Regions from separate parts of the Mus musculus genome. Here all the other regions are linked to region 1. Evidence: chromatin loops called from intact Hi-C (ENCODE). Cell type or tissue: heart. All regions are shown on one strand. Links, peaks and the distances in the headings refer to the core of each region. The heading gives the core; the rest is flanking DNA.

The links. Peaks named below come from ENCODE experiments on the same cell type or tissue, not always from the same donor. Only the 100,000 strongest peaks of a DNase experiment are listed, where the experiment ranks them.
Region 2: it touches region 1 in a loop (4-fold over the local background); 29 of 42 quality-filtered maps call a loop at or near these places.
Region 3: it touches region 1 in a loop (7-fold over the local background); 21 of 42 quality-filtered maps call a loop at or near these places.
Region 4: a loop joins it to region 1, with 5 times the contacts of the local background. A loop is called at or near these places in 19 of 42 quality-filtered maps.

The regions. Positions count from the first base shown.
Region 1 is chr2:72,386,631-72,394,149 of GRCm38, reverse strand. Map3k20 (mitogen-activated protein kinase kinase kinase 20) reads right to left here. Exons shown (of 20, transcript NM_023057.5): 10 at 4,574-4,680. Among named protein-coding and RNA genes, the nearest start is that of Gm52556, 39 kb to the right of the region's middle. In heart, for the core only: no CTCF peak of the experiment used is centred there; DNase peaks (open chromatin) are centred at 2,240, 2,949, 3,459 and 4,009; H3K27ac peaks cover 1,310 bases.
Region 2 is chr2:72,231,058-72,238,576 of GRCm38, reverse strand. Rapgef4 (Rap guanine nucleotide exchange factor (GEF) 4) reads right to left here. Exons shown (of 31, transcript NM_001204165.1): 24 at 4,375-4,500; 25 at 3,791-3,969. Among named protein-coding and RNA genes, the nearest start is that of Map3k20, 51 kb to the left of the region's middle. In heart, for the core only: a CTCF peak has its summit at 3,445 (motif pointing left); DNase peaks (open chromatin) are centred at 2,916, 3,086 and 3,436; H3K4me3 peaks cover 610 bases; H3K27ac peaks cover 2,366 bases.
Region 3 is chr2:72,295,210-72,302,728 of GRCm38, reverse strand. Map3k20 (mitogen-activated protein kinase kinase kinase 20) reads right to left here. Exons shown (of 20, transcript NM_023057.5): 2 at 4,349-4,541. The coding sequence starts at 4,507. Among named protein-coding and RNA genes, the nearest start is that of Map3k20, 13 kb to the right of the region's middle. In heart, for the core only: a CTCF peak has its summit at 4,044 (motif pointing left); DNase peaks (open chromatin) are centred at 4,208 and 4,858; H3K27ac peaks cover 682 bases.
Region 4 is chr2:72,281,401-72,288,919 of GRCm38, reverse strand. Map3k20 (mitogen-activated protein kinase kinase kinase 20) reads right to left here and starts at 3,283. Exons shown (of 20, transcript NM_023057.5): 1 at 3,065-3,283. In heart, for the core only: a CTCF peak has its summit at 3,201; a DNase peak (open chromatin) is centred at 3,189; H3K4me3 peaks cover 2,790 bases; H3K27ac peaks cover 3,880 bases.

The DNA of each region.
Region 1 (7,519 bases), core at 1,106-6,105:
AGAAAGCAGTTCTTTTATTACACAAACTTCTGTCTCCAGCCTTGGCATCTAAAAGGGGTTGTCTGAACAAGTCCCCACACATTCTGTAAAAGCCTTCACACTGATTTGGCCTGTAATAAAGCCATAGTAGCAGGACTTCTGGGGCAAAGCCCTTGTACATTTTTAGGGCAGCCAAAAAAAATAAAAAATAAAAGAAAGAATGTACGAGGAAGCCATTTAGCACCACTTAGCTTTGTAGTGTGAAATTCTGACAGATCTCATGAGTTATTCTCCCTTTTGCTTGTTTGCTAAGTGAAGCTGAAGATTTTCCATGTGCTTGTTAGCTATTCTACCTCCTTTTAATTTAAATTTTTTATTTATTTAATTTAAATTAATTTGTCAGGCTAGCATACATAAGAATGCGCTCCATCCTGGCATTTTCACGAGGCACTGGACTGTGTGCTCACTTGTTCTTCACTCCTGCGGGCCTCCCTCCTCCATGCTCTAAACCAGCCCTTGCCTGTGCTCCCCGTGCTCCCTGTCCCACACACTCTGATGCCTTCTCTATCTCCCACCTCACTCAAAGTTCTTCCCCCCCCCCTCCCCCCGTCATGAATCTCCTTTCAGCTCTGCAACCCACACCTAGGTGCACGTAAAAATACACATGGAGTTTTAGTTTGTGTATGTATGGTGCTATTCTTGTGAGTATGCACTGGTTGGTGTGTATATGCAAGTGTGTGCGTGTCTGTGTGTGTGTGTGTGAAAACAGAGGTTGATGTCAGGTATTTCCTCAATCCCTCTCCACTCTATTTTTTTAAGGTAGGGCCTCTCATTGAACTTGAAACTCACCGATTTGACTAGACTGGCCAGCCAGTGAGCATCACGGATCTGCCTGTCTCTGGCTCCCCAGCAGGTGGATTATACATCCCACTGAGCCAGCTACACACACACACACACACACACACACACACAGTTTCTGCATATAATAGAGAAGGAGTGGTATCTGCAATCCATATTTCATTTAACATAACAATTTCCAGTTCTATTTATTTTCCTGAAAACTCCACAATTCCATCTTTCTTTACAACTGCATGACATTTTCTTGTGCCACATTTTCTTTATTCTGCTGATGGTCACCTAGATGGGTTTCGTTTCCTGGCTGTTGTGTATAGTACAGCGATACACACGGATGTGCAAGTGTCTTAGTGATATGTTAACTTTGTCCTTTGGGTGTCCTGGCCATGATGAGAACGGACTAAACCTCCAAACTGCAAGCCAGCCCCAGTTAAATGTTTTCTTTTATAAGAGTTGCTGTGGTCACCGTGTCTCTTCACAGCAATGAAACATTAAGGAGTATGGCTGAGTTGTATGGACATTCACATTTTGTCTCTTTGAGGAATCTCCACCCTGATTTGCACAGCGGTGGCACAAGTTTACTCTCTGCCAGCAAGCAGTGAAGGATCTCTCTCTCCCCACATCCTCACCAACATCATTATTTTACTTGATGATAGCACTATTCTATTTCTTCTTTACTGTTTAGAACTAAAGTGCTTCTTGGAAGGTAGGAGTTGCAGCATGGTCAGGGACCCGGGAGAGCTGCTCAGAGGATTCTTGAGACCCAACTGGTTTTCAAGATCGCACCATGCCAGATGGCACCATGCCAGATGGCAGCATGACAGAGCTAGCTTTTCCATCCTCATTCTCTCAGAAGAACATATAGTTTTCCTGACGTTTTATGGCACATGGGCTGTGGGATGAAGCCAGAGGCAGAATTTATTATTATTTTGAAGAGATTTGTTTTTATGTGTATCTGATGCGTGTGTCTACTTGCTCATGCATGCATGTGGATGGGGTCTCAAAGCCGCCAAAAGAAGGCAATGCATGGCCCGGAGCTGGAGAGCCAGTGTTTACTGAGCCTCCTGTTGTGGGTGCTGGGAACTAACTGCAGTCATCCGAAGGAGGAGCAAGTGCTCTTAGCTGCTGAGCCATCTTTTCAGCAGGGTGCATTTACTATTTTTTTTTTTACATGAATTAGTAAATACATTTTAACTTTTTCCTAGTTCTATTTTTAATGTAATAAATATTGCCAGATACGACTCATTTAAATGAAAAATTTCTTGGGGTCCCCATTAACTTTTAAGAGTGAAGTAGAGGTGTTGGAGAGATGGTTTTCTGGGTAGGGACATGTGCTATGCAAGCATGAGGAGCTGGGCTGGGATCCTGGCACACACACAGCTGGGCATGGCAGTGCTTGCATAGAGTCACAGCACTGTCTGTGCCAGGCCGAGACATGAGGGTCACTGGGACTGGCCAGCCCTAGCCTACCTAGTGGTTCAAGGAACAAGACTGTGGTAGAGAAGGTCCTCCCTCTCTTTCTGCACACACATGTGTTCACCTGCATACACATGTGCATAGAACACCTGCATATACACACACATGAATATAAACTCAAGGCCTCTCTGTTTCTGTATACACGTGTGTATACTTGCATACACATGTGTGCATACAACACCCCCATGCACACACACATGAATATAAACCCACCCTACACATAAACACACTGAAAGTGAACTGGAGTCCTAGACACAAAATAGCAGAGAAGCTTCAGTCTACCACTCTAGGGAAGAGAGTTATAACTGAGTGACAGTTCTCTGGTAAACTTATTTAGGATGAATATTGGTTTGGGCTATGGGAAATTTCATTTTTTTTTTCAGAGAATTTAGTCACTTTGCATTGTTTTCTTTGTTGGCACACTTTCAGAACCCTACCTCTAACACACTGATACTCACAGTTTTTAAATCCCTCTAATCCTTTGGATAACAGATCAAATAGCATTTCCTTAGGGAAACCTTGTATTATGCATTCAGGTCAGATCAGATTTCATTGCTAGTGCTCTGTTAGCCATGCCTTCTCTGTCACGTGGCTTGTCAGGGCGGAATGTGGATGGTTGTACTCTCATATTTAGCATTTTGACACAGGTGTTTTTGAGGCTGCTGCCGACAGTGCTGTATGTCTGGGGACATGGTACTAATCACTACAGGAGCATTGGCCGGGGAGGTTTAAAGAATCTGACATGAAGCACAATGGCTAGGCAAATGCACTGGGTACATATTTATCTTCCAGGGCAAGAGTAGTGTTTACATCACTACAGTCATGCTCTCTGATTGCCTGCCACCCAGCTTCCTGCCTTCCTCCTTCCTTCTCTCCCTCCCTCCCTCCCTCCCTCCCTCCCTCCCTCCCTCCTTCCTTCCTTCCTTCCTTCCTTCCTTTCTTCTTCATATGTTTATTGAGTACTTGCTTTTGGAGGAGATGGAGGCAGAGATACACAAAACAGTTGTTCGATTTTCCCAGTTTTCCAGTCCTGAGATACATCCATACGGTGATCTCCAGAGCTCCGTGGAACTGACCTGGCCAGTGAGTGTGGGTTGCTCCCTTGCAGAAATGCAAGGTCACCAGCTGCCCGGGCGGCTAATGGGAGCTGGGGGGGAGGAGGGACAGGAGGAATGTGCAACTGAAACAGGGTGTCTATAAAAAGGAGACTGCACTGAGAGGCTCTGGTGAGGGAGACCTGGGCCTCTGTGGAGGGATTGAAAGCTTAGGGCATGCTCAAGACAAGGCTGGATGGTGGGTCTTCCAAATCATACGTATTTCTGCCTTTGTCTGAAGAGCAATGAGGCACACATATGGAGCTTGAGGGGAAGTGGTCTGATTACATGTTACTGTGGGAAACAATGTCATACCAAGCTTTTGTTAAGTTATTTTAGACCAGAAAAAAAAAAAAGCCCTCCGATCTAGATGGGAGCTCACTGCATTAATTTTATATTTCTAAGAAAAAAATCATGAAAGTTAATGGCCCGAGAAAGCTGTTTCAAAGGAATGAAAATAAATAAATAAGGTCACAGTAAAAATATCAGTCAACTAGAAGGCCCTCAGTCAAGTGTACTGACAGGTGGCAAGAGCCAGTGCATGCAGTACTGCCTTATCACCAGCAGATGGCGTAGGGCATCACGTTCCTGCCATGGATATCGGAGCAAGGATGAAGTTACTTCAAATCTCCGCTGAGTCAGGGGAGGAACAGTGTCCAGCTCCCAAACATGCTATTTATATTCCCTGCGTCATTCGACCTGGTCCAACTGTTTCATCTTGGGTTGTTTTTCCACTCACACAATCCGATTCTCTCTTTACTCATTTGTTTCGCTGGAGTTTATAATGTCTAACATGTTTTATAGGTTTCCCCATGCCATGCGCTAGCAGATACAGTGTTCTACACATGGCAAGGCTAACACTATGCATATATATATATATATATTTCAAAAAGATATTTTTTTTCTGGAAAGAGACCAAAGCTTCTCAACACAGAATGTGTACAGAGAAGGGTCTGGAAATGGCTTTGACTTCAGTACTCTCCCCCAGACACTTCGACCATAGACGACAACAAGCATAGGCAAACTCTCACATATGAATGCGGGGTTATAACTCTTGGGCTTGCTGTCCCATCCCCCGCGCCCCCAAGCTGTGCTTAGTCATCAGGACTGTCCATCGGGTGTCTGGTTCTCCTCAGCCTTGGGCCGGGACTCATGCCGGAGCTACCCACCTCCACTCCGCCTTGTTGTGTAAAAATGAGTTACACTGGTCAGGAAGGTTCGTGTCATTTGACATAGACTCCAGGATTGAAATGATTTGCTTGAACGATGGCCGTTTCTGAAGAAGAGAAGAAGGAACCACGATGAGGCTTGAGGAATGAGACAGGAGAAAGTGTAGCCGCAGCACAGCAGGGTTCTGACTTCGTGTGTAAAACCAGCAGGCCACCAGGTGCAGGGGGCCATAGTCTTCACCCTCAGTTAGTTATCCAGGCATAGACACATATGCTGAGCTTTTTTAACCATGCAGCATCAGGTTGGGGTAACAAGTACTCGTTTGTATATATGGAGAGAGGTACGAAGTCTCACTTTGAGGTATGACCAAGAGCTCCATCATTAAAGATGTGCCTGTGTGGTAGATCTGGTCAAAGCTTAACTATATTATGTGCTCTGGGCATTCCGCGCTTCACTACACAATGTTTCCTTTTTATAAAATGTGTTTGGGCAGGCAATATCTGCTTACCAACCTACTGGAACTAATAAAACATCCCAAATCAGTTGGTCTAAAAAGACCCCAAAAAACAATAATAACAACAACAAAACATTTAAAGACAGAATGACGTCATTGTTCTCAAGGTTTATCCCGTGGCTCTGAAGGCAGTCCCTGAACAAGCTCGCCCAGTGTGTCTCCAGCAGGCCCTGTCTGCGCTCACCTCCTTCCTCTCCAGCCAAGGCTCAGACAAAAGGTTAAAACAAAAATGGAGACCGATAATAAAAGGATGGTGCACGTGCTCTCCTCACCGTGCCTCATAATTACAGCATTTCAGAACAAATTACAGCTACAGCAATTAAAACACGCATTTTAATTTAGGAGCACAAAAACAGGAAGGAACAATGTTGAGGTGGCTTGCTCTCAGGACCTGGCGCTTCTGACATCATTAAGAAAAGCTCTTTCCCCATATTTCAGAAATGTAAAACTAGGATATTTATTGACTTCTTCTGTCTTTATTTATTTCGAGGGCATACATATGTGTGTATACACATATGGTGTGTGTGTGTGTGTGTGTGTAAGAAAGCATAGTTAAATGCTACTGGTGAACAAAGGAAAAAGCTTTAAATAGTTTAAATAGAGTACATATAAACAAATTTATATTTTTAAACTTTGTTTAGATCTTCATGCCTCCCACCATGTGTCAGGTTTTAAATGAAAAAAAAAAAAAAGGTGTAACTTTGCACAAGAAATGACTATAAAATAAATACAGGAAATGCAGAATCTTTATTTTACAAGGAAAAGCAGCAACAGGGCTAATGACTTTTTTTTTTTTTTTTTAAAGACCTGGCCCATAGACCCAGGTTAGCCCTTCAGCTCTGTGTAGCTGTGGATAACCCTAACTCCTGATTGTCCTGCTACCTCCCAAGTGCCACGCTATATAGCACACCCAGTTTATGCAGTGCAGGGAAATGGATCCCAGGTTCTTGTGTGTACTACCCAAGCATTCTACCAGCAGAGCTACATTCCCAGCCCATCCAATCACTATTTAAGACTTATGTTCTCCTACATTTAATTATTATTATTATTATTTTTTTTTTTTTGATTTTCTGAGACAGGGTTTCTCTGTGTAGCCCTGGCTATCCTGGAACTCACTCTGTAGACCAGGCTGGCCTTGAACTCAGAAATCCGCCTGCCTCTGCCTCCGGAGTGCTGGGATTAAAGGCGTGCGCCACCACACCCAGCTTAATTATTTTTTAAATAAAATTAAACTCCTTTGTATTCAGGTGACAAGTAACCCTTAAAAAACAAACAAACAAACTCTTACCATTACAGTTAAACTCTACTCTCATACATTATCAGAATGAGCATTTAAAATGCAGCATAGCTGGCTGTGGTGGTACATTTCAGTAGTCCTAGCTGTTTGGGGGGGCTGAGCTAGGAGGATTACTGGAGCACAGTAGTTCAAAACCAGCCCAGGCAAAATAGACACTCCACCCCCAACAACAATGTAAATTCTGTAGTAATGGTTTCAGGTATGATGTTTGCAGAATGGGTGTCCCTGTGTAGGATCTGAGGATGCTCCTGAAGGGCTTAGTTGCCTTCAGAGTGTCACGAACAGATTACTTATCTTGAAAAACAAGTCACAGCCAAGACTTCTTTTTTTTTTTTTTTTTTTTTTTTTTTTTTTTGGTTTTCGAGGCAGGGTTTCTCTGTGTAGCCCTGGCTGTCCTGGAACTCACTTTGTAGACCAGGCTGGCCTCGAACTCAGAAATCCGCCTGCCTCTGCCTCCCGAGTGCTGGGATTAAAGGCGTGCGCCACCACTATTAACCATCTTTATATCTTACATCTCTATTTGCTATTTCCATTTTATACCCAGGACAACTAGCTTAGAAAGCTGTAAGTTATCCTGCTTTAAACACAAAGCTGGTCACAGAACCTGGGGTTGTGCTTTTAAACTTCAAATCTTTTATCTTAAAGAGTATGATACCAATTCCTACCTAATTCTCAGCTTTAAAGATGCCATTTTAATGCAAACCAATACTCATCTTTTTTTTATTTTCATTCATACACACACACACACAGATATGAATATGTATATACACACTATATATATTATATATTATTTTATTTTTGAGACAGGGTTTTTAATACCCCAAGCTGGTTTTGGACTTATTATGTAGACTTATTATTCTCTTCATCTACTCCACACTCAACCAGCTACATTTCTGACTCCAATAGAATATTTTGAAGACGTGACTTAGGCCACCAGAACATACTGTCACTTAGACAATGTCGGGTTTTCCCTATATGTCTTTCCTCACTGTAAAAGAACACTAGCTCTAGAGGGAAACTGAATATTGTGATCTAAATGTTAATACTCTAAAGTCTGAAACAGGGAATAAAATACTCTGACTGACTGCTCTTCTCTATCAGAAGAGGTCTGGTCCCAGCTCTGAGCCATGGGCA
Region 2 (7,519 bases), core at 1,043-6,042, 160 kb after region 1:
GTATCAGCTTACAAGGCCTGGTCCTGTGGGCTGGGCATTTGTTCTCCCAAGTTTGAAGTTGGGAGATGTCAGATCCATAACAAAATAACTGTATTTTTAGTTTTACTGATATTGGTAAGGTTGATAATTTTGAGTCTGTGTTTATATCATTATGAGTATTTACAAATCTATATTTGAGAATGAAGCACTTGGGTTAAGCCTAAATTCTTATTAAAATGCCAATGTTATCCCAAGTATTTGGTACACCTGATGGCAAACGACCACACCCACACACCCTAAGTTCTTCATACCAGACCCCTAAAAAGGAAAAGCGTTTACTTCCTAATAAGCAGAAAACTTTCACCACACAGCAATATGGCTATATAAGTTGACTGCTATCATAAACAAATAATGTTTGATCTATGCTCCAAATGCAAGGGCACCCACATTCATAAAAGAGACGTTACTAAATTCCAAAGCACATATTGCATCCCATACAATAATAGTGGGAGACTTCAACAGCCCACTCTCAACAATGGACAGATCATGGAAACAGAAACTAAAATAGAGACACAGTGAAACTAATAGAAGTTATGAACCAAATGGATCTAACAGATATTTATAGAAATTTCATTGTAAAGCAAAAGAATATACCTTCTTCTCAGCACCTCATGGTACCTTCTCCAAAATTGACCATATAATTGGTCACAAAACAGGCCTCAATAGATACAAGAAGATTCAAATAATCCCATGTTCCCTAACAGATCACCACGGACTAAGACTGGTCTTAAATATCAATGTGATAGCTTGTATATTCTTGGACCAGGGAGTGGCACCATCTGGAGGTGTGGCCTTGATGGAGTAGGTGTGACCTGGTTGGAATAGGTGTGTCACTGTGGGCGTGAGCTTAAAACACTCACCCCAGTTGCCTGGAAGTCAGTCTTCCACTAGCAGCCTTTGGATGAAGACATAGAACTCTCAGCTCTGCCTGCACCATGCCTGCCTGGATGCTGCCATGCTCCCACCTTGATGATAATGCACTGAACCTCTGAACCTGTAAGCCAGTCTCAAGTAAATGTTGTTTTTTATAAGACTTGCTTTGGTCATGGTGTCTGTTCACAGCAGTAAAACCCTAACTAAGACAATCAACAAAAACAACAGAAAGCCCACATACACATGGAAGCTGAACAATGCTCTACTCAATGATAACTTGGTCAAGGAAGAAAAAAAAAATTAAAGGCATTTTAGAATTTAATGAAAATGAAGGCACATCATACCCAAATTTATGGGACACAATGAAAGCAGTGGTAAGAGGAAAACTCATAACTCTGAGTGCCTCCAAAAAGAAACTGGAGAGAGCACACACTAGCAGCTTGACAGTACATCTGAAAGCTCTAGTGCAAAAAGAAGCAAACACACCCAAGAGGAGTAGACGGCAGGAAATAATCAAACTCAGGGCTGAAATCAACCAAATAGAAACAAAAAGAACTATACAAAGAATCAACAAAACCAGGAGCTGGTTCTTTGAGAATAGCAACAAGATAGATAAATCCTTAGCCAGCCTAACCAGATTGCTCAGAGACAGTATCCAAATTATAAATTCAGAAATGAAAAGGGAGACCTAACAATGAAATATATCTTAAAATAATTATTGTTTGAAAATATTAAAATCATGTTCTACAAAATAAAAGTAAATAAATAATGTTTGAACAAAACATTTTTGCAGAAGGCTCATTGAATGGTTGCTTTGGCTGCTCATATTCAACTCAAAAAGTAGCCACGAGCCGTTCTTCATAGGTCGTGGCGGTGGGGAAATGCACTTTAGAGGAGTTATGGTGGATCGGCTCACACACGAGAAAGCAAGCAAGGATGTCACAATGCTAGGGTAGTGGCTCCCAGAACAAGGGCCGGCATCTCCACCTGCATCACTGGCCTTTGCCTTGTGTGGGTGACTTGGAGATAATAAATCCAGAGCGGCAGACCTGCTCCATTTGCAGCTTTGCTTATCATTCAAGGCAAGCCAGGAGATGACTTCCTGTCTCGGTTTTTTCTCCTGTGAATACAGGACTAAAGCACCTACCCCAGCTTTGCCTCTTTAATTTTGCTAAGCTCCAGACTGGGCCAAGAACTTAAAAGAAAATGCTGCAGCTTTTCTAAAGACAGCAAGCAAAACAGATGCTATTGTCTACCTCAGTGGCTCTCAACCTTCCTAATGCTGTGACCCTTTAATACAGTTCCTCACGTTGTGGGGACCTCCGACCATAACGTTATTCTGTTGCTACTTCACAACAATCATTGTATGAATTGTAATGTAAATATCTGATACGCAAGATTCCTGATATGTGACCCCCAAACGGATCGAGACCCAAAGGCTGAAAACCACTGGTCTAGAGGCTTCTGTCTATTCCTGTAGACTCAGGGTTAGGAAAGCCTAGAGTCTGTACTAACTGGGTTGAGTGAACAGGTTCATGGCGGGACAGCAGCCTCAGCACAGGGCTGAATATGGCTAAATAGTCAGCTGATTTGCAGGAAAGGCCAAGTCTACCTGTATAATACAGAGAGTCAGGAAGATAGGGGATACATTACAAAGGCAGAAACAAACAAACAAAACAAACTCCTGGGTGTTTTGAGAGCCTTTTCTGTGTTGCCTGCTCTGTTGTAAACTGACAGGCAGGTCCTCTCTTCCTTCCTGCTGCACTTGGCACCAGCAGGCTAAGGTGAAGAGAGAACAAGCTCTCTATGATGGGAAAGCTCACCCTGTCATAGTTTCCATAAGCCACTCATTCCAAACACATGAAGGCATCTGCTCACTGCACAGAGGCCGCCTGACCGCGCCGCTAGGGAAAGTGGCCGCACCAAACCTGTCTTCAAACAGCCAGCTTTCCCAAAAGGCAAGGCAAGCAGCTCCTGGATTCAAAGGATCTGGTATTCTATTGTCTCCTCGAAATCTGGCAAAACAACTCAAGGCATTTGGCAAGCTGGCTTCTATAAAACACCAAGCCGCTTTCCCTTCTTTGTTTAGCTCTGGAAATCAAGAGAGTGTGTGGGATCTGAACTGTTTGGCTCAAGAAAACGCCTGGCTGGGGTCGCTCATTCTCCTAACCTCCCCGAGCTCGGGCTCTGCATTTAGAAAGGGAAGGAGTCTCGCAGCACAAGCCACATTTAGCTTTTTTATTTTTAGCACTGTGGTGATACCAAAAACATGGAAGTAAACAGGAGGTTGTCAAGCATATCTAAATAGCAGGAGAAGATTAAATTCATGTCAGGGAGAAACCTAACTGGCCCCTGCAGTAAATAAATTGTTTCCCAAGAAGTGCTTTTAAATAGAATATTTATAAGATGTTTGCTTTCTCTGATGTGCATGGAGATGATTTCCTAGTGCCAGGTTAGCTGGCCTGTATGCGTTTTACTGATTTTATTCTGCCTGAGCTGTGAGCTGTTGTTCCAGCATGTTCTACTGCCCTCTACTGGTGAGAACGTGTTATGTGCCACATCGGCTTCCAGAGCCTTGCAACCAAAGTTTCTAAAGGAACTTTTGTTGACTTCAATAGCATTCTTCAAAGGGGGGTGGGGGTGGGGGAAATCTGAAGAGTTCAGAGCAAAACACACCCCCCCCTTTGACTCCAGCATCAGTACTACAAGATGTTAATTTATATATTGATGTTAACTATTAAAAAGCTAGAAGACATTCTTCTCTTTCAAGAATTCAACTGCTGGTTGTTCTTACACCCGTTTCTCTTTGTAAGGTGTTTTCCATGAGAACAGAGTTCAGGGACATTTTTATTCTTTCTCCAAAGTTAAAGACACTTACTGAGCCGCTATCTTGATAAATTTTTTCAAAAGCTGAACACGTTTGCTGAGCTGGGAACAAAGGCAGACCTCAGTGACAACCCAAAACTGAATTTCATTAAACCTCCTCAGGAACAAATCCAAGTTTGCCGTGGTCTTTTTAAAATTATGCCTTCCAAATGTGTGGTAGATTAGCTCCAGCTAGAACAGAAAGGAAAACAATTTTACTTATTTGTTGGCTTTTAAATCAAAACGCCAGCCTGGCTCCTCCGTTTGTCAGGAAAGTGTTCTATCAAGCAGCAGATGTGAATTCAATCGCTAACCCGGATGTACCTTGTCATATAGATTTGAAGGGCTTTCATGAAGCTTGTGGAATATATAAATATAAACTAGGTGTTATTGGCTTAATAGACTCTGGAAGACATAGCATAGCATCACAGAGATTTTTTTTTTCTTTAATACTTACGGGTTTTATAAGCTCAGCATGCACAAAACCCATCATGTGGTTTCCATATGGTAGCACACGGAAACATGAGTGGCGTCAGGCCAGCAGGCTTCACTCAGAATCCTATGGAGCCCATGGACGCTCCTTGCTGGGCGTCTTACCTCATGCACACAGTTGAAGAGTTCCCAATCGTAGGTTGTCATCTGGTACGCCAGGTCTTTCGAGCTCATCAGCTCAAATGTTCCCACTGTCCCAGTGGTCGGGCCTTCCTGTTCCGGCAAGGGAGTCTGGGAAAGATTGTGAAAAAACTGGATCAGAACCACAAAGGGACCAGTACTCAGTGCCCAACGCTTTCGGGAGTTTTTGGTGTTGGAAAGGATTTGGGGGATAGTGTTGGGCATGTTTTGAAATGTCGGTTTTGAGGTGAAGAGTGTCTTTGCTGCTTGTTGTACTTGCCTGGAGGCCATCTTTGTTGTTAGCATCCTCAACCATCCCCAGTTACCAACAGTGTGGTCACCAGCATTGCCACCACCACCATCTCAACTGTGGGCCATGACAAATAAGGCTGGGCAAAGGCTGTGCAGGGATCTCCTGTGCCTGGGGATTGGCGGGTGGGTACCTGGAAACTCTTCCTCTTCCACGGTAAAGATGGAAGATGCTCTTGGAGACCTTACCCTCATGTTTCCATAGAAAGTATGATAAAGCCAAATACTAGCACAGGAGTTTGAATTTCTACCCACACTACTACTTAACTCCTGGTGGTAACTGAGGTCAAGTTGCCACAGCCACGTCTTCACACACCACCTAAAGTAGTGAACTAGTAGAGAGCAGTGTGATCTGAGTCTACACAGGATTTCCAAGTCCTCAGCCTGGCCCGAGAGCTGTTGGGTTGAGAATGTTGCAAGTTTGGGGCAAGACCAGACTCTGCTACTTAGACCAAGACTCTTGTCAGAAGTTTTCTTTTGCTTCACTCATCTCCTTCTGTGATCTAAGAAATGTTATACAGCGTTCTTACTTTGTCAGACAAGAGACAGATGGAGTGTATAATACCTAAATACTTATCTGTAAGACTAGGGATAGATATTTAGGAATGGATATATATGCATACATGTGAGACATAGAAAGAATATCTGCCACTATGATGCTAACAGTACTTGGATATTCAATACTCATATCACATGGCTAGGGATGTCACTCTGGCTAAGCACTTTCTTTGTAGGTACAAGGCTTGTTGCCCCAATTCCAGCATTAATAAGAAAAGGGGCTCATGTTAGAACTATTACTATTATATGGATTTCAGCAGCATCTTCATCACTTCTGTACTCAAGGGATGTCCCCAGTGTTCTAAACACTCAAGGAATTACATGCTCAAGGTTTAGGTGGCTCCTGCATTGGAAAGTTCATCTGTGAGCTGAGCTCTCAAGTTTACAGTGTAACAAAGTCTACTTGCATCAACAGGGGAGGTGCTACTTGTGGATACAGTTACTTGCTGGGCTCCATTTGCACATCTGGAGACAGAATATCAACAGACCAGACTACTAGGTACATAGACAAGCAGGTAGAGGCACCTGAATGGACCTTTCGAAACAGGGAGCCTACTGGGAGTCAGGGTGTGTTGAAGGATGAAGAGAAGCAGTGAGCAGGAGGGTGAGAAAGGCTTTTCTCAGGATGGCTCATGCTTATGATGATAGCAAGGGTGAAAATGAGGGAGCTTTTAAAGAGGATCCGAGTACCAGATTAGGAGATGGTTTGTCAGAGGACAAACTAGAAGATCACATTAGTGCCAGCTTCAGAAGACAGCAGACTGAGCATAAACCCCACTGTAGCAACACATACTTGGTATGATCCCTTAATCTTCTGACTGTCTGCAGTTCCAGTAAATCAGAGTTATACTACCCAAGTTGGCAACTAATATTGAGGCTTGTTAAGAGGATTAAATGGGAACAATTTAAGAGCAGCGAGTAAATCCAGTCCTCAGCACAGGAACGTCCCCTCTGTCCAATTAGGTCGCTTTCCAGAGGGGTTGGACTGCTACAAATGCACAGGAAAGTTGGTTAGGGCAACACTAGGTGAAGAGCTGGATACGGATCCTCTCTGTAGAGCACAGAGAGCAGGGCAGAAAGCAGCAATTCCAAACAGAACTGGTGCTGGTGGGCAAGGTGCTTATGGAATCAGCTGAGAATGGCTCCAGCCCGGGGCAAGTCTTCAGTAGGTGAAGCCCTTAGATTCCTGGTCTCAGGACAACGTCACAGGTCAGCCGGGCCCTCTGTGGTCTCCCTTCTCTCCTGCAGCTGCTTCCCACTCCACTCACTAAGTTTGCTCTCTTCTTGAGGACCTCCATCTACCTGCACCTCTAGCACTTTCCGGGAGGTTTTATGGTGTCTTGTAGATAGGACTGATTAACACAACAACTCCTGTGGAGATTTCGATGGGAAGCCCTTTGGGTAACAGAGGTTGTGTTGTCATCCCCACATCCTTCCAGAGGTTCAAGAAGTCGCTGTAGAATCTCAGCCTTCACTTGAGGGGAGGGTGACCATCAGCAGGAGAGCCTTCCTCTGAAATGGTGGATTTACATGTGCAGCCTGGAGCCCAGAGCAAACACTACCTTGGGCCATTTTCCATTGAAGATGTCCCGCTGGCCAGGTACTGCAGAGCTTACGTAGGATCTGCACAGCATGGGTGTCTGAGAAATGACACGTTCCCTTCTCTGGAGTCCTATGGGTCCCTCCTCAACCTCACTGAGAGATGAGATTTATACAAATGCTGAGGGAAGGCCATCGGAAGAATGACATTACCGAGGTCCTAGTCCAAAGACGTAACACATAAAAAGGGGATGCTAATTGCCAGTGTAACTGCTGGCTAAGTGACCTACACCTCAGCATGCCTCTTTGCTTGTGCTATAACCCTGCCTCTGTAGTGCAACTTGTCATAGTGGGTTCCCTCTGATGACACACCGGCTCCTTGAGAAACATGGGCTATGAAGGGGTTGTCTTCAAGACTGTCCCATGGCCAGAAACACCCACAGACTGTGGAATGATGTGGCAGGAACTAAATAAAAGTCTTAGGAACCAGGGAGTGGATAAAAGCAGAGCCAAATTACAGTACACTGAAGCTTTGCTCTAATTGGCTTTGTACTAACATTTCTACTCAAATACAAAACTTCAAGGGCACAAAGCTCTGGAATGCAGAGCTTTCTGTGGGCCTTCCACAGTGGGATCACCACGGGCACTCTGCTAGTTTTGGATGACACAATTTAACACTGAGACTCATTTTCTTCGGGGAGGCTTGGGTTACTCTCTTCCTAAT
Region 3 (7,519 bases), core at 1,724-6,723, 92 kb after region 1:
AGATTGCAGAGGCAGTGCTACAGATTGTCAAAAACTATACTTCTTAAATTGTATTTTTCTTATTAGAAATGTAAATATATGTCATAGTCAAGCCACACTTCTAAAAACGGAGCGACACATATTTCTACCACAGGGGGAAAAAAATAAAACTAACTACAGCTGAGCTCAGACAGTAATATGCACAATGACATGTTTAAGAGAAAGACAATGATGCTGGGGTGAAATGCATCGGACAGACCGACGGACGGATGAGTAAGACGTGGAGAGCTGGCCATACAGGTGGTCACACGTATTCTTGCTAACTATATATTCCATATGTTGTCTATAGACATTCACTGTAAAATTTACTTTATGTTTGAAATTTTTTCACAATAAAATATTGAAAGAAAACATGAAATCATAGAAAACCACAGATATTCAAGAGAAAAAAAAAGCAGCACACAGATACCAAGCATATACGTGTTTTACAAGCTGTCCTCCTCGCTTCACTTCCGGTAAATGTTGAGCACTTTGCCACTGCAGAGGCAGCACAGTACCCTCTCCACGTGTCTCCACCGCTAGCTTACCTGACTCCCTATCTGACCCCTCTAACAGCTGACGTAGAAAGTCCCAGAAGCACAACCTCTGACCCACAGAAAGCAACTATTTGGAGACCAGCGTCAGTGTGCTACATACTTCTAAACTCTTCTCCAGAAAGGCAGACCTCTGTCTAGCCAGAGGTTTGAGTTTAAAATTTAAACACTCTTATAAAATAAAAATTAAAAAAAAGCAAGGGTTCTTTTTCAAAAAGTCTAAAATAGGCACCCCTAATACTCCCATTTTGGTTATTTTGGCTCTGAGATACCAACTCCAAGTCGGAAGCTGACTCAGGACCTCCTAAAGAAATGGCTGGCCCAGCAGTGGGGACGGGAGTTGAGTGAGTTGGGTAACTTTCTGTGTCCAGAAGTAAGGAAAGCATCCCAGATGAACGGTGTGGTCAAAAGCCACAGAAGCCACTCTGAAGGAGCTCTTGCCAAGCTGGACATAATACAGGCACAAACGTGTATGACGTAATGGATTGCGTCACTTTGAATTGTAAAAGGATTTAATGTCTATAAACAGATAAACAAATTGGGCAGTGTAAATACAGGGAGAGAGAAAGCAGCCTGGGGAACAGGTCAGGAGGGAACCTCTGACCTTGGCACAATGGACTATCATGATAATGACACATCTAAGACAGAGTCACCAAGGGATGCTTGAGCTCAGAAGACATATTTACACAGCCTCGAAGTAGCTCCCAACACTTAATTACAAAAGGGGAAATAGGTATTTTTCACCACAGAGGAATTGAGTGGTCTAGTAACCAGGGAAGGGCTCAAAAGTAACATTACCAAACCTAAGGCAGACAAGAGATACCCATCACACCACACCAAGAGTCACCAAGGACACACAACCACTATAACATCCCCACCACAGCCACATGAGCCACATGAGGGGAAAAGCGCAAGGCCAAAACAAAGGGCACTCTGCAACATAAGTGTTCTCGGCTCATCAAAACTGGAAAAGTCTTAAACGGCAAAGAAAGGCAGGGTAACTATTCCAGAATAAAACAGGCTAAACAGACATACAGCCATTTGTCATCCTGGAGTGTATCCTGCGTAGGGAAAAAATCCCATAAACGTCTCTTGGGACAAATGGACAAATCTGAAGATGGATGATCCAATAAAATAATATAACCATTCAATTTCCTTACCTTGTTAATTGGGTTTTTAGGAGATGCTTAAATGCTTTGAATAAACACATATAGCATCTGTAATTTACTCTCATAGTCATGAAAAACAAAATAATTGTAACTGCACATAAGTCACTAAAGAGAAAAGGCAGATGTCACAAAATGTCACTATGTGGTAGACTTAAGTGGTATTATAGAGGTCGTGATAGTCTTATAATTTTTCTTGGTGTTTGCTTTAAATCATTTTTAGAAAACATTTTAAGCAAGTGCCACTCTTTGTTCTTTTCAGTAGGAAGGAAACACATACTTTGTAAAACAGAGGGACACATCATACCTCACTACACGAGGAGTCACAAGGGACACATCATACCTCACTACACGAGGAGTCACAAGGGAAGTGCAAGCAAGTAGTCACATAGGCTGTGACAATATATTTGTCACATATATTCTCCACATATGACCAAGTTCACAGAACAAACATTTAGTCAGATGTCAGGCCATTCTCAGCGTCCCACGAAGTGAGTTACAGGCACTTCATTACGGGGTCCGTCTCTTCTAAGACTCATTGGAAAAATAACGACCAAGAGGCATAGGATTGAGTGTACAAATGGGGGAAAGACTCTAGAGTTCATTACCTTTATCTTAGCACTTGAAAAGTGCCTAGCCAGTGGCCAACTCACATCTTATAAATACAACTTCGCAAGGGGTGCATACTTCCTCTCCAATTACCCTCACTGCCTCATTGGACTTTCACACTAAACTCCTGTGGGATGAGCAGTGTGGGGTACCTGGCACGGGGATGAATAAAGACTGTCTCTGACAGCAACAGTCCTCTAAATGAAATGCACCTTCTACTCTTTCCGACTTATAGTTTATGAGTTACGCTCTTGCAATACAAAAGCAGGATTTGGCAGCGTCCAGCTCTTGCACTCACCCTGTGCTTTCCCGTGTCATTTTCCTGCCCTATCAAACCATGGAAAAGGCACATCCTATGCACATATGCTGGAGAGGTAGGAAGTGAGCGGGCTAAATGGAATGCTCTGCTTCAAATCAGTTTCCAGTCTCATCCAGTAACCATAGAAGAAGCCATATAAGTATCCAAGCCCCATGGCCTGCCTTTACCATTCTTACATAAGTAGATGGAATTGGCTTATTTTCTATTCCTACCTGGTCAACTAGAAGTCTCCCAGTAAAATACTGAAGAACAAGAAGCCCAGCCTCCTGAATTCTATCTGTCCCTGCTGGAGTGGCTAATACATTTCTCAGTGTTCTGTTTCCCAGTCTATAAAATGGGGACAATAATGTCATCTTACCAAATCAAAGAGTTTGGTGTCAGAAGTGGTTCTAATGCAAGAGCTGATCTTTACTTAGTACCCTTCTGCTTCACGTAAAACACAAAGACAGCCCACGGCAGAGACACCACAGAGCCAGGGTCATGGTTTCAACACTGGGTGAGTGGGCTGATGAGCTCCATCCATGGCACACTGCTGAGAGGAGACCTGCAAGGCTGACCCTGGGTTCTCATCTCTCATCAGCCAGGGTGGTTCACTGGTGGCAATTAATGATAACAAGATCGCTTGGGGAGAAGAGTGTATATCTATCTATAGGTTGTCTTGAAAGGAACAATACTTAGTGAAAACTGGATATAAAACAATGACCAAGGTGAGCATGAGAGGAAGGTATTAAAGGCCACCAGCAGGGCAATTACAGATAGTGGTAATATACTGTAATCTCAAAGAGCCAAAGGAAAGGCGTTTGAATGTTTACGTTGTAAAAGAAATGTTAAACGAGGCAATGGATATAATGACTTAAGCACACAATGCATACATGTATTGAAACATTAACATGGCTCATAGATGGCTCATAAATTTTTAAAAGTACTTTACAGGGTTACAAAGGCTTAACTCTCACGGACCAGCTATACGAATCATTTGACTCTTGAGGTACCAAACTTAATATAGTGGTGGCATCAGTTTGTGTGTGTGTGGGGGGGGGGACGGGGGGGATGGGGACGGGGACATTCCTATAAACGATGAAGAACTTAAGAGTTCAGGGCTCATATACTTCAACACAAGTTCCCGACTCTCAAAGCCAAGACCTTATTCTGATTTTTACAAGGTAAGACAACTCTATCTGGAACCTACTTCTATATTGCACAAAATGCACCACTGTGAACTTGTAGAGGTGAAACCTAAGAAGCTAGCACTGCTTAGTTCAGTTGAAAACAAATACTCTTATTTTCCAAAGGCACCAAGAGGGACCACTCCCAATGCAAGGGGTGAAAATAGGGAGCAATGAAAATGTTACCTCTTACTCTTTACTGCCCCCTCCTGGTTCCCCTGAAGAAGTGAAAAGCTCAAACCCGCCTGTTTCTGTAGGCCAGCCAGCTCAGAGAACACCGGCTTACCATGGAAAGAAATCCTCTAGCTTCACATGTCCCTTAGTAGAGCTCGACCCTAAAGCACACAGTGCAATATTTTCTATTTATGGGGTTCCCAGAATGGGAATTGGGAAGGAGCCTCATGGACCAGCCCCAAAGGACTTGCCAGATCCTTCCAGCTCTGTGACCCTCTAACTCCGCTAGGCTGGAAGGCTTATATAAGAGCTGGTGTGAGAGCCTCTGGGAGCAGATCTTACCTCTTTCTCTATTTTGAGTAACTTCTTTACAGCCACCTCCTTGTCCTGTGATATCCATTTGGCTCGATACACACTCCCAAAACTTCCTCCACCGCAGTTTTCAAAAAACTGCAAGTCGTCGAACTTAATTTGCACAAAGGAGGCTCCGAGAGACGACATCTCATAATGACAAAGTAGTAAACGTCCACAAAATCTGGAGAGGGGAAAGAGAAGAAATGCCGAATCACAGATCAATTCGAGTCGTGCTCTAGATATTTATAACAAGTCCTGTGAAACTTCTAGAAAGGCCCGATGAGTTCAGAAAGAGAAGCAAGACAAACAAGTCGAAATGAAAGCACTCACCCTGGCTGGCAGTCGGCTTGCCCAGGCTTGGAAATGGCTCAGATTTCTCCCCCCAACGAAACCTGCCACAGTGCTTCCTACAGATCCTCCGGAGCTCTGCCTAAAGGCTACTGTGTCACCAGGTCTCCTACCAGGAAGGCCTGACACACAGAAACCATGCCTTCAACAGCAAGCTTGCATAGTTCCTCTGGCATGTGCGGCACGCCGGCTCTCCGGGCTGCCCTTGCCTCACAGGAAACATACACAGCCTAAGCCCCTGAGGATCCTGGCACGGCTGCAGCCAGGACGCTGCAGAGTAAACACATATGCAGTGTTTAGACTCCAAACAAGACTTCACTTGGGGTGAAGGAAAAGCTACCCAAGGGTTTCCACATGTGTCTCACTAGACTGCACTCCATAGAAGAATTGACTTTCTAAGAGACATTGCCCCTGATTACAGTAGATTAAGTCAGCCAAGGAATACTGCCAAAGTTGTTTTAAAAAATATTATGCTTGTTTCCAGGGGGACAGATGACCCCTCCCGAGATTACCGCAGGGGGGTTGTCTATGGTTGACTCATCCTTACTCTTCCGCAGGTAAGCGTTCACTCTTAATCCTCTATCCCAGACTTTAAATTATCAGGAAAAACAAAACCTGAAACGCACAACTGGTGAAGTGTAACTCTTGAGCAAGTGTAAGAAGCTACAGGCGGTACATAAAGGAATCTCTCTGGGCATCCTTTCTGGAACTGTAAACCACAATATTGTAATCATGGAGCAAAATGAGGAACCTATCTATATTAGAGGACTCTCTCTCAAGCAGCTGGTTCATGCTTCGGATGGTCACCATCATGAAACACTTAACAAATAACAAGAAAACGAACTCTGTAAGAACTTGAGGGCATCCAGGATGAAACACAATGTACGATCACTTTCTGCCTTGATCCTCTGTAAATATTTAGGCACATGGAAACATGGCACTTGCAACTCACTTGATGATTTTGACACCACCCCCAAATGCACATGAGAGAGGGGGTTAGGATGCAAGTGTGTGAGAGGGAGAAAGCACCGTGACAGAGTTGAGAGCCACAAATCAGAAAGGGGCATGGGCTTTTTACTATCCTGGCCATTTTCTATGAAGCCTGGATTTTATTTTTTATTATTATTCCAAAATAAAAGGTAGAAGGGAGCTGTCTGGGTCATTGTAAGTTCAGTTTCTCCATCAACTACTCGGAGCTTCGAGGAGACATGCTCGCACAGGGAGCTCCGAGAACTCAGGGCGCAGCTGGCTCAGCCATTCCATTTTCGGAACATCGGCTCACTGAAGAATGTTGATTTCTTATTGCAAAGTCCAAGTCTGCTCCACTTTGGGGAGAAGGCAAGAAAGAGAAACGAAGCAATTTGTTTATCCTCTACTGTTTAGAGCTTGTAATGTTTAGAGGGCTGCGTTGACAAGAAAACAGAGGGAGGAGACCGGCTGTGAGGAACACAGACGCACTCTGTGGCTGCGTTTAATTCAGTGATTTTCCAGACAGACTCACTGCAATCCCGCTAACTTTAGTAAAGAAGGTTTATAGAAAATATAGGAGAATGTGCCAGACAAACACAGACAGCGTGTGCGAGGCAAAAAAGCTCGCACAACAAACGTCAAACACTATATGCTAGATCTCCGCAGCAGAGGATGGGTAAGTCTATGCTTTTGTAATTAATTTTATCCAAGTGTAAGAATTGAAATACGGCCACGAAGCTTATAAGACCTTGCAGATCCACTGCCTGGCTGTGCCCACTCAACTCTGAGAGAGCAACTAGTAACAGCTCCTTCAAGCATCTATCTCCTTGTCTTGATCACATTTCTTTTTTTTTTTTTTGGTTTTTCGAGACAAGGTTTCTCTGTGTAGCCCTGGCTGTCCTGGAACTCACTCTGTAGACCAGGCTGGCCTCAAACTCAGAAATCTGCCTGCCTCTGCCTCCCAAGTGCTGAGATTAAAGGCGTGCGCCACCTCGTCCGGCTTGATCACATTTCTAAGCCATGTATTTGAACACTGTTGCTTTTTGATTTCCCTACTTTAGATCTTGTCATCAACCATTCCCTGTGGAAGAGGGATTCGGTTCTTACACCATCCTTCACCTCCACACATCTTCAGGGGCCACACTGGTCTAACCTCTGTTTACAACCTGAACCATTGGCTAAGACAATATTCACGGTTTATAGAAAGTAGTCTTGCAAAATCAAGACCATTTCCAGCACCGCCATGCAGCAATGGTTACATTTTACTTGGATAGCTTTTTGTTTCTCCTGGAGTTATTAGTTGCCCTGCTTCTGTCTTCTGTTGTCTGTTTAGCTTTTTACACTCCTGATAAACTTACCCAACTCCACCAGTCCCCCCAGGAACTACAAAGCTCCCAACAAAGCAACAAACACCAGCTTCTTCTTGCCTTTATCCTCTGATCCCCAGAGGGAGGAGCACCTTGGTTTTCATCAAGACGTTCTTTCTAAACACTTCCTCTTGATTCAGTCTGGCTGAAATGGTTGCGCCCCCAGGCCTGACTGTCATTGGAATTTCATCTCCTCTGCTATTCAAAGACCTTCCTTCTCTTTCACCCTCTGAGGAAAACCCTGCCCCTGGATCTTCAGCTTCTCTTTCTTGGTTTACTTCTGCACCTTGACAACACGCATCTCCCAGTGGCTCCCTGAGCAGAGGCCACTGTGTGGATGTGGGAAACGAACTCATGACTTCTGGATGAGCAGCCAGTGCTTTTAACTGCTGAGCCATCTCTCCGATCCCCTCAGCTGACTCCTTTCTTTTTTTCTAGAAGAAAACTTTTTTTTATGTGTATGAGTGTTTGCCTG
Region 4 (7,519 bases), core at 1,079-6,078, 110 kb after region 1:
GTCCACATGGGTTTTTAAGATTAAATGAAAAAAATTTTTTTTAAAGCAAATGTTTGCCTACACCAGAAGTGCTTATGGGCATATCTGCAGACCTTTAAGGGTACACACTCCCTCTCCCTCACAGTAGGGTACCTTGTAAGAAAAAGGTTAATAAGTAATATTTACTCCATGACCTAGAGATAAATGTGTTCCTTCTCTTTTAAGGTGTTCACAGATAGATCCAGAAAAGAGTGGCAGACCCTGAACACAGGAGCTACTCAAGATGAGCCTTACAAATGGTCCCAAGGGATCTTAGTCCAGGCTTCTTGTCATAGCCTGCCTGTGTTCCCCTAACTTCAAAATCCTTCATCTATATACTTAAGTGTATTAATTTTCAGATTCTTCCCCAAAACATAGTTTTACAAAGCCACATACAGAGTCGATTTGGAAACCCTTATTCTCAAGGGAGGAGTGGCTAGGGAGCCCCCCACCCAATCTAATCTCAGCGTGCATACTTAGTATGAGAGCAACAAGGCAAAATACTGTAGGCAAGTCTTGGCTGGGAGAGGCAAGCACGCAGCTTGGGAAATGCGGGGAAGTCCTCTCTGCACCCAGTCACGGCAGGTGGAGCTTCAGGGACTAGCCTAAGCATTTCCACACACTGTCTCATAGACCCCTCCTGGGGAAACAGGTAGTACTGCCCCCCAAGGTTATAAAAGTTGGCCGAGCCTAATTTACAAACAGCACAACCGGAAGTCAACTTGGGTCACCTCCTTTCCCTCCATGGTATACCTTTATTTTTTTCTACTTCATCATTTACTGCCTCCTAATCTCTCCCTCCCCCCTTTTTCTTTAAACAAATCCATTTCTTGTTACCATAACGGCTGGATTGCTTACTGTCCACACATTGGAGGCTTTAATTTTCTATTGGCAATGGTGCCAATGGGGTTAGGTATCAAATGTATGGCTCCCTGTTCTCAGTCTCTTACTGTGCTGGGATTATTTAACTCCTGTCACTCAATGCTTCAGCTGTCTCTAGGAGGGTCTGAGACAAAGGCCCTGTATTATCTGACCAGCTGTGAGGCTCTGGGGTTGATGGCTCTCCTCCCTGCACAGGTAAGAATCTTTTGTTTAGTGCTGGAACTATGCTGGTTTATGTGTAGTATAGACCACGGTCAATAGCCACAAAGGAAGTAGCCTAAACTTCCCCACAGTAAGACGGAAGGTGTCTCAGCTATTATCTTTAGATCCAACAGTCCCCCACCTTGTCCCATCTGTCCTGGGTAGAATAAAATGGAAAGCAAATGATCCAAACTTCTCTTCCTAACACCTCAGGGCACAGAGGCTTTCTGGTTCTGACAGTCCTGTGTTACCACAAACTCCTTTCCTCAGCTTAACACTGACTCTTCCCTGGCTGTGTCAAGTTCTGAGACCCACTGTGTAGTCTGCTTCTGCTGGGCACACACACTCAGAGTTTTATCTGACCTCTTTTACAAAACGTCCCTGTAACTTCTCCAGTGTCTCCTCTGATGATCCAGCGATTCACTCCACACCCTTCGTAACTCCTGCCTATAATTCCGCAGGCCTATCAGACTCAGTTTCACTGCAGAGCCCAGATAGGCACTGAGCCAATGTATTGCCAATAGCACTCACTCTGCCCTAACTTAAAATACACAGTGCAGCCTGCCAAGTTTCCTTATTTGGCAAGAAGGTCCCTCAGTTCCCAAGATCTTTGACCATCCATTTTTAGATCTAAATCTGTGTGCTTAATATTTGGTTATTATTTTTCTTAATGTGTTCTTATGTATCCCCCCTAAAACAAAACAAAACAAAAACTTTTAAAAGATTAATCAGCTACTTGCTTTCTAAGACAACAAAATGTTTCCCACTTAAACTTCTGACTTGCACATTCTCCAGTTTAAAAAAAAATCCCCCAAAATTTTTGTCAAAATTACATTGTAAAAGACTAAAATAAACAGTGCTCCAAAGACCATTTTTCTCTCTTAATTCTCTCTTTCTAAACAAGCTAAATTCATGTTCATTTACAATCTCCCAAATCTCTCACTATTGTAGCAGAAATCTAAAACAAAGACTCTACAAATGATCAAAACCATAATTAAAATGCAGCCGTCACTTTTTTTTAAGATAAAAAAAGAATGAAATTTCAGAGTAGAGACAGGCCGATGACAAAGAAGTCTGGTCTTGAATCATTTGTTTATTTTTATCGTTAAATATTTTGGTAGGTTTGGATCCACTAAATGCTGGCAGTTGGTTTCATCTACAGTCAAGAAGACCAGAAGATTCGCTACAACCACTTTAGGGGTAAAACAGGAACTCACTTTAACAACCATCCGAACTCAGATGTCCTCAATCCATTCTGGAAGACGGTTCTCACACGCATTATTAATGAAGGCTGCTTATTGTGAAATCGCTGGAACGGGCCACCAAATGGTGTGCTTTCATTATTAACGAAACTAGCAAAAATAGTAATTATGTTCTCCATAAACAGTGCTTATGCAGGATCTCCAGGCGCATGAGAAACATACATTTTCAGCAACCCAACAATGACGTGCCATTGTTGTTTTTTTTCAGGCAGTTCCAATGTCATCTGGGCAGTTTAGAATTAAAGTTTTTCCCGAGATCTGTCACGCGCGGGGCGAGGCGTGGCTGCGGCCCGGGTCACCCAGTGCCCACCCTGGTGTAGATCCCCGCGCCTGCGACACCCGCGTGTGCTCCCACGGAAGGCGAGGGTGCTCGGGAAGGGCAGCCGCCGCAGGTTCCCCGGGATCGCCGCGAGCTGTGCCAGGCCGGACTCTTCCGGGCACCGAGTGCCCGGCTGGACCGGCCCGGACATGCCCAAGCCGTCCTCGGCCCAGCGGCAAGGGACTGAGGGCTCAGGGGCTGCGGTCTCGGGGTCTGCGGGCTCGGGGACCACGGGTCTCCAGGGCACCGGGGGCGAGCCAAGGACAGCCGCCCGCCGAGCCCCGGCCTCCCGCAGCCGCGCTGCCCCGGCCCCGCAGGCCCCGGTCCCGCCGGTCCTCCAGCGGAGCTCCCTCCCGCCTCTCCCGTCCCCCACAGCCCTTACCTGGCTCCCGGATCGGGCGCGAGCGGCGGCGGGGGTCGGGGACGGCGGCCCGCGCGGCTCCCACGCTTCCGCCGGAGTCAGGAGTTGAACATTCCGCCTCTCCGCGCGGCGCCAATGAGGAAGACGTCGCGGCAACAGCACCACCTACCTCCGAGCGTGGAACCGCCGGCCGGCCAGCCTCCGGGCACGCCCGGCTCGGTGCCCAGCAGGGAGGCCGGGGCTCGGGGTCGCGGAGAGCCCGGTTGCTGCCCCCCCCCCCTTACCCCCCGTGAGACTGAATGCACTTGGCTGGGAAGGGGACAGCAGGGAAGGCAATGTCAGGGTCGCGGGTGCCTCAGTGGGACCATCAACAGGTACTTTGGAGATTTTGAGGAGGAGTCAAGGCCTGCTGCTCTGGTTGGTGACTTTTAAGATGAAGTGCCCGCGATTTCCCATCGAGGAGACAGAGTCCATGACAAGTGTGAACAAAACGTGTCACCTGGCTTTGGGAAGAAAAGAAATTGATCGGGGAGGATGTAGATGGAGTGGAAAAAGAGGAGAGGTTGCAAAAGTAGGGAACACAGTTTCTGAATTAGAATTTCACGTGTACACACGTGGAGAGTTAAGGAAAGTTGAAATCGTGCAAAATGGATATTCGTATTTTAGTGCATGGCTTTATATTTGGAGCAGGAGGCTTACCAGCCTGAAGATGTTAAGCCATATTCTCTTTCCTCCCCATCCATTTTAGTAGTGGTTTAGAGAGTTGCTTAGGGATGGAAACAAGATAAGTGGTAGATATTGTCACTACCAGGTAACAGATAGAATCGTGAAGGCTAGAGTTAGAGGGTACAGTTTGGGATCGTTTTTAAAAAGAAAATTGGAATTGAGAGACATGTTTCAGAAAGAGGCCACAGAAATTTGTGACCCATTCGGTTGGGAAAGAAGAAAGCGGTGATGCCAAGATTTGAGACCTGGGTGACTGGAAGAACGATGGTGTCATTGACAGAAATAGAAATCTGTGGAGAGGAAACTGGCTTCCTGCTGAGTTTTGAAGTCAGGAGAGGAAAAACAGGCAGAGATGAAACAAGAAACGGAAATCAGAAAAGAAGCCCAAAGAGAAATAGAAATTTTGAAAACCGTTCATATATATTTAATATATGAATGGGAAAGGATGGGTAAATATACACTAATGAAAAAAGAAACCACTTTCTGGTCTGTGATTACAAAGACTGAGGATTTTGGATTAATAAATTGCATTTTGGTAACTGAGAAGGTTGATGAAAACTATCCAGCTAAAAAAAATTCTTTTGTAGGTGATCAAACAATTGTTTAAAAAAAAAAAAAAGCTGTCTATCTACTCAAAAAAAAAAAAAAAAAAAAGGGTGCTGGGCTCTTGAGCGCGAAATGAACATGAGACTGCAGTCACCTTAGCTTTAAAGACATCCGATTGTGTCCTGACTCTGGCTGAGGAATCAGAGAGCCTGACTTTGCTGTTGCTCCTCTCAGTTGTCACATGGGACACTTAACAGGCAGTCCTCAGTTTCCTGCTCACCAAAATCAGGTGTTAGCCACTGGTTCCAGCTTGCCAGTCACCAGCCATCCATACCTTGCTTTGTACTGGAAGCCTGCAGCTTCTGATATTTTTAGCTTATACTATCTCTCCTTCCTTCATTCTATTTTCCTTCTATAATTAGGCTCAGAGAGTAGGCAACAGGAGCAATAAACTCTACAAAGTACTTTCAAAAACTTATTTGAAGGAGCACCTCACAGAAGGCCTCCTGCCTTCCCATTATGTTGCAAGGTCCTCACTGCGATACCTTATACTCTATTGTGGGGGCCACGGCTGTGACTCTGTGCTAAACGTAGGCTTGCCTCGACTTCTTAAGACTTATTTTTAATGTGTGTGTGTGTTTCCCCTGTGTGTATGTATGTGCACCATATGCACGCCTGGTGCCTATGGAGGTCAAAAGAGAGGTGAGAGCCATTGGAACTGCAGTTATATGTGTGTGGGAGCCACCATGTGGGTGGTAGGAATTGAACCAGGGTCCCTTGCAAGAGCAGCAAGTGCTCTTAACCACTGGGCCACCTCTCTAGTCTCACTGCTTCAAGATTTGAGTTTTTTGGTTTTTTTTTTTTAAATAAACTGCTTGTCTACTTGTGAATATATTGATGTTTTTAGACATCAGAGCTAATATAGTCTATATTGTGTTTACTCCTAATGCTCAACTTTTTCAAACTTAGGGGGGAAAAAATCTTTTTGCAAGTTTGTTTTTTTAGTTAATCCAAGTTGGACAGAGTATAGATTTGCGAGTGTAAACAGCACTAACAAAGAGTCCTTGTCGAAACTATCAAACCTTTACTTCAAAGACTTCCACACTAAAAATAGATGTACTCTCAGCAGTGGGGTGGCTTAGAAGTCCTTAGCACCCTCTTATAGCCAAGAACACCCTCCAATGTAAGCATGCATTCTAAGTTTAAAAAAAAAAACTTTTCAAAGTGATGTTTAAATACAACTTAACAACAATGTAACCCCTTATTCAACGGGCTTGTCTCCCCTAAACTTTTCTTTAATGGAAATCCTGGAAATGCCACCAGCTAACAGTAGAAGAACTAGCAGGTCACTTGAAAGGAAGAAAGGAGTCCTTTCTCCTCTAAAGTGATAACATCTGCCCCACAGGCTGGTACCTGGGGCACTCTTTCCAGTCATCTTAGTTCTGTATCTCAGATGGGGAATCTTCGAAGTCTGGACCACAGCATCACAGCTAAGAATTTACCCAACTCGTCTACAGAGGCCAGTGCTGTATAGCTCTGAGTTCCTAGGAAACTAAGGTGCGCAACCAAACGTCCTCTGTGGTAAGTATAGTCATTTCCTTAAAATCGGAACTGAAGCCTACATCACTGTCAGAAGACAGCTCACTGGAGATGCTCTGCCCTTCCACCACAGGGTTGGTAGCAAGCACTTTTATCTATGGCACCATCTTTCAGTCCTATATAATGGATTGTGATGAAACCCAGTCAGGTGTAGTGGTTCACCACTGTAACCTCAATATCTCAGATGCTAAGGCAAGACAGCTTCTGTGAGGTGCAGCCAGCCTAGGCTACAGAGTGGGACCTTGTCTCAAAACCCAAAAACAAATTGGAAAAACAAAACAACAACAACAACAAAAACCATTGTCCAAACCTTTTTAAAAATCAGAAAAGTACCTCCCCTCTCTCTTTCTCTTTTGGAAAACCTCCTGAATGTCTGGTTTGAATAAGAAGGCGTGGATTCTCATTCTGCCTCTGTGACTAATATATTACAACACCACACACATGTACTCTCTGGAAAATTCTACAGCCATGAAACTATACATAAAAGTAATCGAAGTCAAGCCCCCGAGAGGGTCGTGATTGCTACTATAGAGTCTAAGGGTGCTCTCTAAGTGGAGGGAGCTCATAGCTGATACTGTCTGGGGACAATGTCACAGCTGGAATGAGTAGGCGAAGAAAGTCCTTTGCTAGACATTAGAACACGTGGAATGTAGTCCCATCTGTATCCTTAAGGAGATGCCCACTTTGGGGGACTAGACAACCTAGTGGTCACGTGGGATGATAGAGGCCCACGCCTGCCCTTCAAAGACAAGATCTAAAACTGAGTTTGCCACAGCCCTCCAGCATCACGCCACAGCCCTCCAGCATCACGCCACATCCGGGCTCCTCTTGCCTTACTTCAAGGTAGAAGTGACGGTAAGAAACTGATAATCTCATAAAAGATATGACTTCTTGTGGTTTCCCGCAGGAATCGGGAAGGGTGGTGTAGCTCTTTTTCATCTAGACCTTCGACAGAGTTCTCAGCATGGTTTTATAAATCAGACAGAGATTTGAGCTACTGGCGACACAGCGTAATGAGTCGCTCTAGGAGCGGGAAGTTGAGCCACGAGGGTTGAAACACCGGTGCTGATGTGGTTTCCCAGGGTGTACTGCTGGATCCCCCTCAGTCATCTGCCCACTCGGCATCGTAGCAGCTCAAATGAAGACCCGGGTAACATTCACAGTGATGGAGGAACATGTGTGTGGAAGAAACGGCCAACGTATTTGATAGAAGAATCATCTCAGGGGCTAGCAAGGTGGCTCAGTGGTTAAGCACATGTACTGCTCTTCCAGACGAGCTGAGTTCAATTCCCAACATCCACACTGGGCAGCTCACAGCCATCTGTAACTTCAGCTCCAGGACACCTGACATCCCTGTCCTCTCTAGATATCTGCAATCGTGTGCTCGGACACACATAGATATAATTAAAAACAATAAAAATAAATAACAATTACTTCAAAACCCCAAATCTACTGGGCATAGGGGTACATGCTTGCGACCCCAGAATTTGGGGATCATAAGTTTGAACTCAGCTTGAGCCTCACCATGAGATCTTGTCTCAAAAACAAACACCTCAAAAAACTTTGAAAAAAATTTTTGGACACCTCAGTTCATCAAGTACAAGT